Linked DNA regions of Homo sapiens: region 1 is linked to region 2. Evidence: chromatin loops called from intact Hi-C (ENCODE). Cell type or tissue: gastrocnemius medialis. All regions are shown on one strand. Links, peaks and the distances in the headings refer to the core of each region. The heading gives the core; the rest is flanking DNA.

What was found. Peaks named below come from ENCODE experiments on the same cell type or tissue, not always from the same donor. Only the 100,000 strongest peaks of a DNase experiment are listed, where the experiment ranks them.
Region 1: it touches region 2 in a loop (2.6-fold over the local background); 5 of 110 quality-filtered maps call a loop at or near these places.

Annotation. Positions count from the first base shown.
Region 1 is chr11:125,920,363-125,925,733 of GRCh38, reverse strand. DDX25 (DEAD-box helicase 25) reads right to left here. Exons shown (of 12, transcript NM_013264.5): 11 at 4,355-4,543; 12 at 1-2,914. The coding sequence ends at 2,853. DDX25-AS1 (DDX25 antisense RNA 1) reads left to right here. Exons shown (of 4, transcript NR_199024.1): 4 at 199-2,315. Among named protein-coding and RNA genes, the nearest start is that of DDX25-AS1, 16 kb to the left of the region's middle. In gastrocnemius medialis, for the core only: a CTCF peak has its summit at 2,522 (motif pointing left); a DNase peak (open chromatin) is centred at 2,508.
Region 2 is chr11:126,111,671-126,117,041 of GRCh38, reverse strand. No RefSeq gene overlaps it. Among named protein-coding and RNA genes, the nearest start is that of CDON, 51 kb to the right of the region's middle. In gastrocnemius medialis, for the core only: a CTCF peak has its summit at 938 (motif pointing right); DNase peaks (open chromatin) are centred at 931, 1,741, 3,261 and 5,091; H3K27ac peaks cover 4,041 bases.

The DNA.
Region 1 (5,371 bases), core at 103-5,102, 190 kb after region 2:
ACTTACCCACTGGAAATCACAGTCCTGCTCTACGTAATCATGAATTTCAATATGCTAACAGTATTAAGCTGGCCAAGATAAACTTAACGGATTTGGTTTAGTATTTGGTGCCAAGAAACATACAGCTGATGAACCCAGCTCACAGTTGCACTGAAATCACCTGGTGTTTCCTTGCCTCTCTATCTACTCTGTCCTCAGGCAGGCACTGAGAGAGATGACCTTGGCCAGGCCATGCAGGAAGACGGGAAAATTGCTTACAGCTCTGACAGGAGCTGCACCCTGCAAAAAACAGCCTTTGGATTGTTGACTCACCAAACTAGCCAGTTCGTGTTAATGCAGCTGTGACACAGGATGGCTTTGCTGCCTCCTAGGTGGTGAGACAAAGGGACGTGAGGAGGGGGCAAAAGGGAACGCAGAAAAATACCTGGTTCATGCAGACCTGTGGGAACAGCTGCCAAACAAAAATTACTGAGGACATTTGTGAGGGTAACTGGCGGAGATCTTACCAGAGATTTGAACTGTAAAGGAAAGTGGTAAAGTTTTATTTAGGACACCCCAAGGCGGAGCTGAGCACGGTGGAAGGTCCAACTCGATTCTCGAATAGTAAGAGAACAAAGTATCTGGATACACTTCTCATGCTCATTCATCCTGTGCCATGTAATTGGGGTTCAAAACTAGGATGGAAAACCTAAAAAAAAATTATTAGTGAATGAGGAAGTGGCAAAAGAAAAAAAAATTTACTCAACAAAGACAAAGGTTCCTTGGGCACTTAGAATGCACTGGGCACTGTGTTAGGGGTATTGAGTGGACAAGAGTGATCACCAGCTTCCAGTCCAGAGAGAAGGGCAGATGTAGGATAAGGAGAACCAGGATGGACACCGAGCAGCAGGAGTTCCATGTGTTACAAGTTCTGTCCCCAAGGGCCTCTCTGCCTGAGGGTCTCCCGCTGGGACGGCCATCTTCGTTACCACTGCTCTACCTGCACTTGCGGCTCCCTTATGGAAGTGGGTATTTCTGGGCTCTGCCCTCGGAGAGTCTGCTTTCATCTGCATGGGGAAGGAAATCTGTATTTTTTTCCCCGGGCTCTCCAGGTAATTATGGTAAGCTGGGTCTGGAACACTTCCTCTCGTAGACTCAGGTTAGAAAGTTGCTGGGTGGTACAAAGTCCATGCTGAGAAGGCACAGTTGAATACATCCTGCTCTCCTGTAGGAGATCCTGAGTGTCCTCTCCTCTGGGAGCCAGCCTAGATGGTGTTAGGGTCCCTCCTCTGTGCTACACTAGTGATCTGGGCCCGCTTGCTTTAGCACAGTCTGTTATCATGCTGGCTTATTCTAGGTCTCTGCCATTAGGCTCTGAATTCCAACATGGCTGTTGTATCTCACTCACCTCCTTTTCCCTGGTGTTTGGCATAAAGGGTATACAATAAATATCTGTTGCTAAATGAGGGAGGGGAGCGCGTTTTTTTTGAGATAGAGTCTCACTCTGTCGCCCAGGCTGGAATGCAGTGGCACGATCTCGGCTCACTGCAATCTCGGCCTCCTGGGTTCAAGTGATTCTCCTGCCTCAGCCTCCTGAGTAGCTGGGATTACAGGCACGCGTACCACCACGCCCAGCTAATTTTTATATTTTTAGTAGAGAAGGGGTTTCACCATGTTGGTAAGGCTGGTCTTAACTCCTGACCTCGTGATCCGCCCTCCTTGGCCTCCCAAAGTGCTAGGATTACAGGTGTGAGCCACTGTGCCCAGCCACGTGATGATTTTTATGTATTTCTGAGCCCTGCTCTCCGGGAGAAAACATGGGCAGGGTGACATGGAAGAGGGATATCAAAATAGATATGCCAGGAACCACCATGCCACCGATGACAGGGCCACTCACTGCAGCCACTGGTGCAGTTTGGTGCCGTGACAGAGCTGGTACCGGCGCTCTGGTTACAAGATCCGCTCCGGCTTTCTGGGGGACTCTCCATTTACCCCATCTTCTCAAGCTCACTACACTTTACTTTTGAGTAGGAAATATGAAAAATTAAAAAGTATCTCAATGGGTCTTGTGGGAAAATGTCCAGGATTCTGACATACCTTTAAATTCTTAAAAGCAAAAAACTTTTGCTCTCTAAAATGTTACTTCTTTAATAGGGTATGTGGGTTTTTTTTTTACCCTCCCGACTGCTTTTAAGAAATGCCCATAATACAGCCACACTTTTAGAGACTATGAAATAACTGATGAGGGAGTAAATCTTTAATTTGAAGAGAAGCAAAATAGAAAAATACTCTGAAATTCTGTATGTCCCTTGAAACATTAAAGAAGTAAAATACTCTTTCTTTCAAATGGTTTCACTTTTTAAAAGTTTTAATCTGTACTTTCACTTAAGAACATGCATGTGCATGCATGGGGGAGTTTAAGGCGGGGAGCGGGGAAAGGCATAAATGGCTGGAAAGGGCACCTGTGAGTGAGGTCTGAAGACATGGGCTTTTTCCTACTCGCTCCGCTTCCAAAATCAGCGAAGCTCTACCGCCCTCTTGTGACACAGTAAGATGCTCCCAAGAGGCACGATCTGCTCAGATTGTATCAACCAAATCCAAAAACACCCCCATAGCCCACATTGAGACATTACCTGTACAAAGATTAGAATAAGAAATAATCTTGCCTTTTTTTTATTCAAAAGGATCACAAGCTTCACATCAATTTGGCTTCAAAAAGACCTCATGTCTTAAAACTAAGTACCGTGACATTTATTTTGCCATCTGTGACAGTTTCACGTCGAAAAAGCCTCAACATAAAAAAATTACCTTCAAAACCCACTGAGACATTCTCACATAAACTAGGATACTGCACAAACAATAAAGTTCTTTCTTCAATAGTCAATCTTTTCAATTTCATCCATGTCTTCAGCGTTGAGTTGCTTAATACTGCTGTCTAAAAGAACAAAAGAGAACAGAACTAGTCTCATGTCAGGGTCTAAATGGAACTTCATTCCATCCATATTTCTGAAGACAGTGATACCTCGTATAAAAAGCCTTGGTATAGGAACATAAGGAAGGAAGGGTGCCAAAATCACTGACCAATACTAACTCAAACAGCATCAAATGCACCAGACCATGGAATGTATGTATCTAGATACGCTGGGGCAGAGAAGGCCAGAGTGGAAGTGAGGAGAGCCTGGGAGGGACTGAGGCTCTTCTACTGCAGTCACTTCCTGAGACCAGGGCCTTAGAAGCTCACCATAGCGACAGTGGCCTTAACACATCTTCCTCACCCTGTCCTCCCCAGTTAGCCTAACACAGGGGCACTTAACCTACTTCCCTGAAAGGTCGGTGGATGTGCTACACTCAGTCTGCCAACCTGTGAAAATTATATTCCAAATGGCATGTGTGTGCCTGTGTGCACTTCCCTGGGGACAGCGCTTATTGCTTTCTACAAGGTTAAGTACCACTGTCCTGGAAGGTGTTCCTTCTCCCCTGCTCCCCAGCCACATCCATGGGCTTTGGGGCACAGGACAATTTGAACCATGGGACCTTTTGAGTTTCCATCAGAGAAATCTGCCAGTCCAGAGTTCCAGCAGGCCATCATCAGAGCCTGCCTTGTTTAGATGGGGGGCTGGAGGAAAGGTCGCGGACTTCAGAATTTAGGACTTTCCTGTTTGGGAGGGTGGGCAAGAGGAGGGAAAAAGCGTAAGTAAAAGAGGAGAACTGAAGAGAATCTTAAAGGATGTTACTACTTTGCTTAGGGAATTTCTTTATAAGATACGAAAATCTGCTTCTGTAATCTGCTCTGCCTTCACAAGATGTGAAATTCTGACTCCAGAATGAGTTATAACATGTAAATCTGAGCTCAAATTTTATTTTTTTGAGACGCAGTCTCACTCTTTCGCCAGGCTGGAGTGCAGTTGTGCGACCTCAGCTCACTGCAACCTCCGCCTCCTGGGTTCAAGCGATTCTCCTGCCTCAGCCTCTCCAGCAGCTGAGACTACAGGCATGTGCCACCACGCCCAGCTAATTTTTGTATTGTTAGTAGAGATGGGGTTTTACCATGTTGGCCAGGATGGTCTGGATTTCCTGACCTCATGATCTGACCACCTCGGCCTCCCAAAGTGCTGGGATTACAGGTGTGAGCTGCCACACCCGGCCTGAGCTCATATTAATTCTGCTTGATCAAAATAATTTTTAATTACCATATAAGCATTATTTAATCATCTGTCTCATATTAGAACCCTGGTCCTGTGAATTAGAAGCCTTCCAGCTCATGCATTCTGCTTCTACTACTCTCATGAGCCCCTGGACTCCAGCTCTCCAGCACACATCATCACTGTCAGACCGGCAGGTCTGTAGTTCATATTGTGAGGGTGGTGCTACTTACTAAAGTGGTCCTGGATTTTCATGAGCGAGGGCAGCTCATCTACTTCAATCATGTTGAAGGCAAGGCCTTTTTTCCCAAAGCGCCCCGTCCGCCCTATGCGGTGGAGGTAGGTCTCATAGTCCGGCTCCTCTCCTTGTTTTACAGGGAGATCAAAGTTCACAACAATTGTGACCTGCTTCACATCAATCCCTAGAAGAGGAAAAACACTGTAGGGTCCTGCAATGCTTTCCTCAGTACACGGGCCATTCAAGTACCACGTCTGCCAAGGGAATTCCTATTTATAGAGAAAATTTAGAAATCCAACCAGGGCTTATGTAATTGAGACAGGTACTTTGGTTAGGAAGTTTGCTTGCATGCTGTGATGTCTATGATGCTAGATGAGCGTGTCCATAGAGAATGCTACAGAAATGTAAATATACACAAGGCGTGTGTGTGTGTGTGTGTGTGTGTGTGTGTGTGTATGTGTGTGTGTGGTGGAGAGGTGCCCTCACCAAGCCCACAGAGCCACCCTCTCCTCTCTGCTCCTGCTGTGCCAAGTCCCCAGCAGGCCCCATAGTCTCACACCCGCTTGCCCGTCATGGGGCTCTGGCTCTGCTCCGTTTCATGGCTACTGTCCTGGTCAGGTCTTTTGAGCCCTTGCCTCAGTGGTTACAACAACTTCCAGACTGGTTTCTCACCACTCTCTTCCCCTACTCCTCTCATCTCTCCTACGATGGTCACCACAGCAATGTCCAGCACACTTACGTTCAAAACCCACTGCCCAAATTGTACAGGAAAAGTACAAGCAATTCAAGACTGCAAGCCACCTCAAGTCTCATCTCTTTCTCTCCTGACTCTCAAATACAACACTCCAGTCAAGGTCTGGCCATTTCCTGAACAAACGTAAATTCTCATTCAACTGAACTGCTACCCTTCCTGCAAAACTTTTTTCTTTTTTTTTTTTGAGATGGAGTCTCGCTCTGTAACCCAGGTTGGAGTGCAGTGGCACGATCTTGGCTCACTGCAACCTCTGCCTCC
Region 2 (5,371 bases), core at 232-5,231:
ACCACCACCCCTGCCTCGGTGCGCCTGCATTTTCTTACGTATTAAACACAAATTCCTGGGGGTAACTTCCAGTCTCTTTGGCCTAAGTGATTTTTCCTGTATTGTTCCCCTAGATTTAATACAGGCCTCCAGGTAACTGACATTTTCATCTGACTTCTTGTTAGGGATACCTGGCACTTACTGCAGGGCTGGCAGTCTCAAGACGCCACCCTTCCCAAGGAGAGGGCAAGGATACCTCCTGGGAAGCTCCCAGGGAAGGGTAAAGGCCAGCAGGACCTTGCTGAGAAGGTCCTTCCAGGACTAAGCGGGAGGCTTTACTGCCCAATTGTCATCTCTGAATCTGCCATCTGGGTGGTGTTTTCCCCCTTAAACTATCCCGGCCCCGAAGGGACACAACTGTGAAAAGAATCCAGAGGATGGGGGGAGGGGGGGCCTCTGTGGGGAAGTGGAAAGGATTTGGGGCCCGAGTTCTGATCTGTGAGGCTCTGTGAGGCCTATCCTTGGGGTTCGGGTCACCCCCTGCTTGCGGGAGGTTTTGCTGGTTGAGCCGGTGACTGGATCATGTCGAAGGTTTTTTTACTTCTGTAATGTTCCAAGTGTCTAGAGTCTCATTCCGGTGGTCCCCTCAGGATGAGTGGCTCCTAACAGAGCACCCCCCACCCCCCCCGGGACTGGTGGGCTGCCTGAGGAAGCTCCAAGCCTGGGTCCAGGTCTCTGTGCACCTGAGGCCCCAGCTCATCCCCACACCCAGGCAAAGGGTGACAGTCTCAGGCACTACTCTGATGTAGCCTGTTTGAGGCTGGGGCCCAGTGGGAGCCGCACGTGGGACAGGGAGCAGTCCCCGGTTCCAGGAAAGAGCACGAGCAAGTGTGTCTGAGTGTGTGTAAGCGTGTGGTGTTTATTTATTCTAGGAGCGGTTGCTAAGTCAGACGTGTTTGCCAGCAGAGGGCTGCCTGAGTGCTGTGTTTGTTTACTCAGCACAGTGCAGGGAAGGGTGATCGGACAGACAAGTGCAGGCTACAGCCGTTTGGTGGGGGGCACATAGCGTGAGATGAGAATTGGTCTTGGGGGCCGTCTGGCGTGGTCCCATTCTATGGGTGCTGCTGGCTGTTGAGAGCTGCCTTCCGGGACACAGGCCCTGCCTTCTTTGATGTGCCAGCGGCTCTCTCACTGACCCTCCTCCCAAGCAGGGTGGAGCTGCTCATTACCCCACAGGGCAGTGGGCCCTCCTTCCCTTCATGGGGCTGGGGGAGGGTTCCTGGCTACGGGGTCTCGGGGGTCCCTGAGAGAAAGTGGATAAAATGTGGGCAGTGGTATGAGGAGGAGACAGTGGGTTCTCAGTCCCATTCCTACCCTGTCCAAGAGCTTGTCCACCCTTAGTTAGGCTTGGCCTTTCCAACGGGCGATCACATCTTACCAAGACTGAAGTCCACTGCCTCCTAGTCTCCTGTCCTCAGTCTTCCAGGTTATAGATTGGTTATATATTCCCTATCTTCAGGAGAGAGTGAGAGACAGAGAGAGAGAGAGAGAGAGAGAGGAGGAAGGCAAAACAGAGACCCTCCTGACTCCCTGTCCACCCTCAGCCACAGGCCAGAGGTAGGGACTGGCTGAATTTCAGGGTCAGGACTTCCCAGCTGGGTGGCCCCAGAGGCCTCTGCCTCCCTCTTCCTGCCCTAAGGCCCCAGCACCACGTCTGTAAGTCTCTGAGAGAGCCCTGGCTCCCCCGACACAGGCTGGCTGGCAGCCAGGGGTGGTGTTCTGGCTCCTGTACCAGCCAGATGGGGTGGCAGGAAGGCCCTGTTAATCCCCAGGGAGAAAGCTCCTTGGCAAACAGAAAAAAAGTGGCTGCCGGCACTATGTCCCTACCCTGGGACCATGAAACACCATACCCCGAAGTCTTTGGGGCAGATTTTGTGCCTCTGTATTCTGCCCACACCTTCCACGGCGCTTGGGCTGGAGTCCCAGCTGGGGCTATGGAGTAGGGAAGGGAGACCGGGTTCCCCCTTCTCAGGTTAAGGCTTTTCTGTAATGGACAGTTTGCCTCTGCTTCTCTCAAACACCCTAGGGAATTGTGAAGACAGGGTGCAGGCAGGCACTAGGCCCTCCTCTGGGCTCCAGCCATCTAGAGCTCTTATTTGCTCTGAACTTTCCTGATAGTGTTTGGAGAAGCAACTGGGATTGTCTGGGTCCTCCTTCTACCCCATCACTCCACCACCCACCTCTGCCCCCATCATCCCCCACCCCCACCACACACACCCAGACTTCTGCCACTGAAGCTGCCTCTTCTGCTGGTGTGGCAAATAAGTGTGGAGAGAGTGAAACCAGATACAGAGAAGGCAGCCAGCTGGGGAGGTGGTGGGTGGTGTTCTGCCGACCAGGCCTCCTGCTGTCCTCCCCCGGAGCCAGGATGGTGGAGGTCCTGGGCCCAGCCTCGGTCTGCCTTTTCCCCTGCATGCCCAGCTGGTGTGCCACCTGTGAGGGGCTGACAGCTCCTTGCTCCTCCAGTGGTCTTGTCTTGGTCCTGGGTTTGGGGAACAGGATTCCCTGAGCCAGTCCCTCCCTACACTTGGCAGTTACTGGGGAAGCTGAGCACCAAGGCTTGAGCCATTTCTTGCTTTCCCTACCTGTCTCTGTCTCACCTCCATCCACATTCCTTGCAACATGGTACCAAAGTAAGGCTTTGAACTTGGGATGAGTGGGGTGAATTTCACTCTTCCCAACAGCAAAAATGGAAGCTAATCTGGTTTCATCTCAGTTTGTAAGATCCCTAGATTCCCAAGGGAGCTGGGAAACCTCACTTGGGTCTAAAAGGTCATTTAAGGGCCGCTTCCAGACCTGGCTCATGCTCCCGATTGGTGGTGGGGGGTGGAGGGGTGCTGGCTGGGATTGTGGTCACTGAAGAGGGTCAGGAGCAAGGGTCATTGGGTAGAACGGCTCCCTTTGTCCCACTAGGCCACGAATTGGTTCTGGCATTCCCAAGGGGAATGCTCCAAGCCAAGTAAGGGCCACTGTGTCCAGGTGGACCATTCCCAAACCCATTTCTATCATGGATCATTTTCCAGAAACTTTCCAACATGGGAAATCACAACTGAAGCTGGTTGTTTAGATCGGAAAATCTGGGTGTAGTGTCATTAGAAAAACCAGAGTCTCCTCACATGAACCTTTGCCTGCAACCTCTCCCTGGCCTGCCTGCTGCTCTCTGCCTGAGTCACAACAGCATTCAACAGCTTGGACACAGAGCTTTACAATGTGCCAAGTGCTCCCACGTGCCCTGTGGCATTTACTCCGCCTAGCAGCCTGGAGAGATAAGTTAGTGTTAGCTCCACCCAGCAGAGGATGGAAGCCCTGGGAAGTCACCGGCCTCACTGAGGTTGTACAGGCAGTAGGTGGCAGGACTTGAAATCTCGCGTCCTTTCCACGGAATCTTTTCTGCCAGCAACCCAGAGAGTGCAGGGGGAATCCAAACAGTCTGGTGGGCACCAACTGTCTTGGCTGGCTTCCAGCTGGGCCTTTAGTGGTGACTTTGGCACGCCCGCCCCCCCCAACCCTCTGTCAATCTTTAGGAGCTGGGGGAATAGGGGGTGCTTTCTAGGAGGCTCTGCTCTCTTCTGAGATGTCCCCCTTACTTCCTTCCATTCTCTCAGGTGTGGGAGTCACTTTTCTGTGTGAATACCAGGCCAAACTTGTCCTTTTCTTCCTTTTCTCAGAGTCACCTGCCCCAAAGCGCCCCTGTTCCTCCCTCCCTTCTCTGCCTCTTCCCCCGGGATACCTTGCCCTTGCTTCGGGAGTGGAGGCAGTGTTGCCCCAGCAGAGGCACCGGCACTGCCAGGGTGTCCAGCTTTGCACACGGCCTCAGGCGCCCTCACGTTAGCTTTGGCTTCTTGATGGATCTTGAACTCCCTTGGGATGCTTTGTGGGCTCCTGAAGGACCTCCCAGGATGTCCCCTCTGTCCTCAGACCTGCTATGTGACCTCAAACAGGAATTCAGACTCTTCTTGGCCTTCGCGTTCCAGAGCAGAAGGATATGGGTGCCCAAATCCAGACTCGGAGAGGCAGGAGTGAGGTGAGAGGCACAAAATACACCTTTTTTTTCCTGAGCAAAAATCTGCCTCAGGTCCACTCGTTTCCCAAGGGCAGCCGTGCCTTTCACCCGACAACCCGAGGACCCGCAGCCCCAGCCTCTCGGGGAAGGTGAATGTGCAAAAGCCAAGTTTATCCTGAGTAATGCAACGAATACACTGGAGGGGGTGGGGCCGCGGAAGGTTTTATCCAGAACACATGTTATTGCCACTATTCTAGTTATCTTGGATATTTCCTGCATGTTTGTCACCATGGCAACTGACAGCATGAAGCCTGTTTGCTGGGCCCTGGGGTCTGGCGCGGCAGCCATGTGGTGTCAATTTGGCCCTCTCTGCTTCCCCCAGCTCCTGTCTCTCTGTCATGCTGCTTTTGGTCTCCGCCTCTGTCTCCCCGCCGCCTGTCTCTGGGCTTCTCTGTTTTCTTCTTCCAGGAAATAGCTGCCCCTGCATCCCTCGGTGACATAGGTATAGACAGTGTCCAGCTACTGCCACCCTAAGCCTCCCCTTAGTCCACACAGACAGTCTGTGACTAAGGGTGTTCCAGAATGGATGGGAAACTTGTGTGGCAGGGGATAGGCAAGAGATTGGCCTTCAGTGGAGAAAGGGCTCAGCCCGGCTCTGGGCTCATGGTTCAAAATGAGCCCATGCTACCTACTGCTAGGCTGGGGGCTAAAGATCCCTTGAGAAGGTGGGTTTGGGAGACACCAGTGAGGAGAGATGTGGGCTTCTCATCCTGATGTTTCCTGTGTGTGGGAGTGAGGGGTCTCCATCACTCAGATCCTTCCTTCCCTAGGCTTTTGGAGAAGACATAGGTAGAATGGCAGAGAGGGGTCTCAAATTCACAGAAGAGAAGCCAAGGAGAGAGGAGCTTGACAGCTAAGGGGCAGTGAGGTCTCTCGGCATTATGGGCTGCCTGGGGACCTCAAATCCCCAGTCCTTTCTCCCAGGTCTCTGGGATGTGGCAAGGACAGGGTGTGGCAAAGACATGGCCAATGGCAGTGTCCCTCCATGGGGACACCAGGCAACAGGGAGGGTGTTGACAATAATAGCCTGCGAGGGAGCTGTGCCAGCAGCTTGGAAAAAGCACCGCGAGCAGACAGGCGACTCCATGGGAGATGAGGGCATCTTCTGGCCCCTCTCTCCACCCCCAGGTCTGGCTTCCCTTCATTCTGGGAAGCCCAGGACTGGGCAGTTGCCAGCCACTCTGCTTCAAGTTTTCTGCATCCACACTGCAGAGGCCTTCCCAGGCCACCTTCCCAACCTCTACATCTGTCATGTGCTGTTTCTTATCA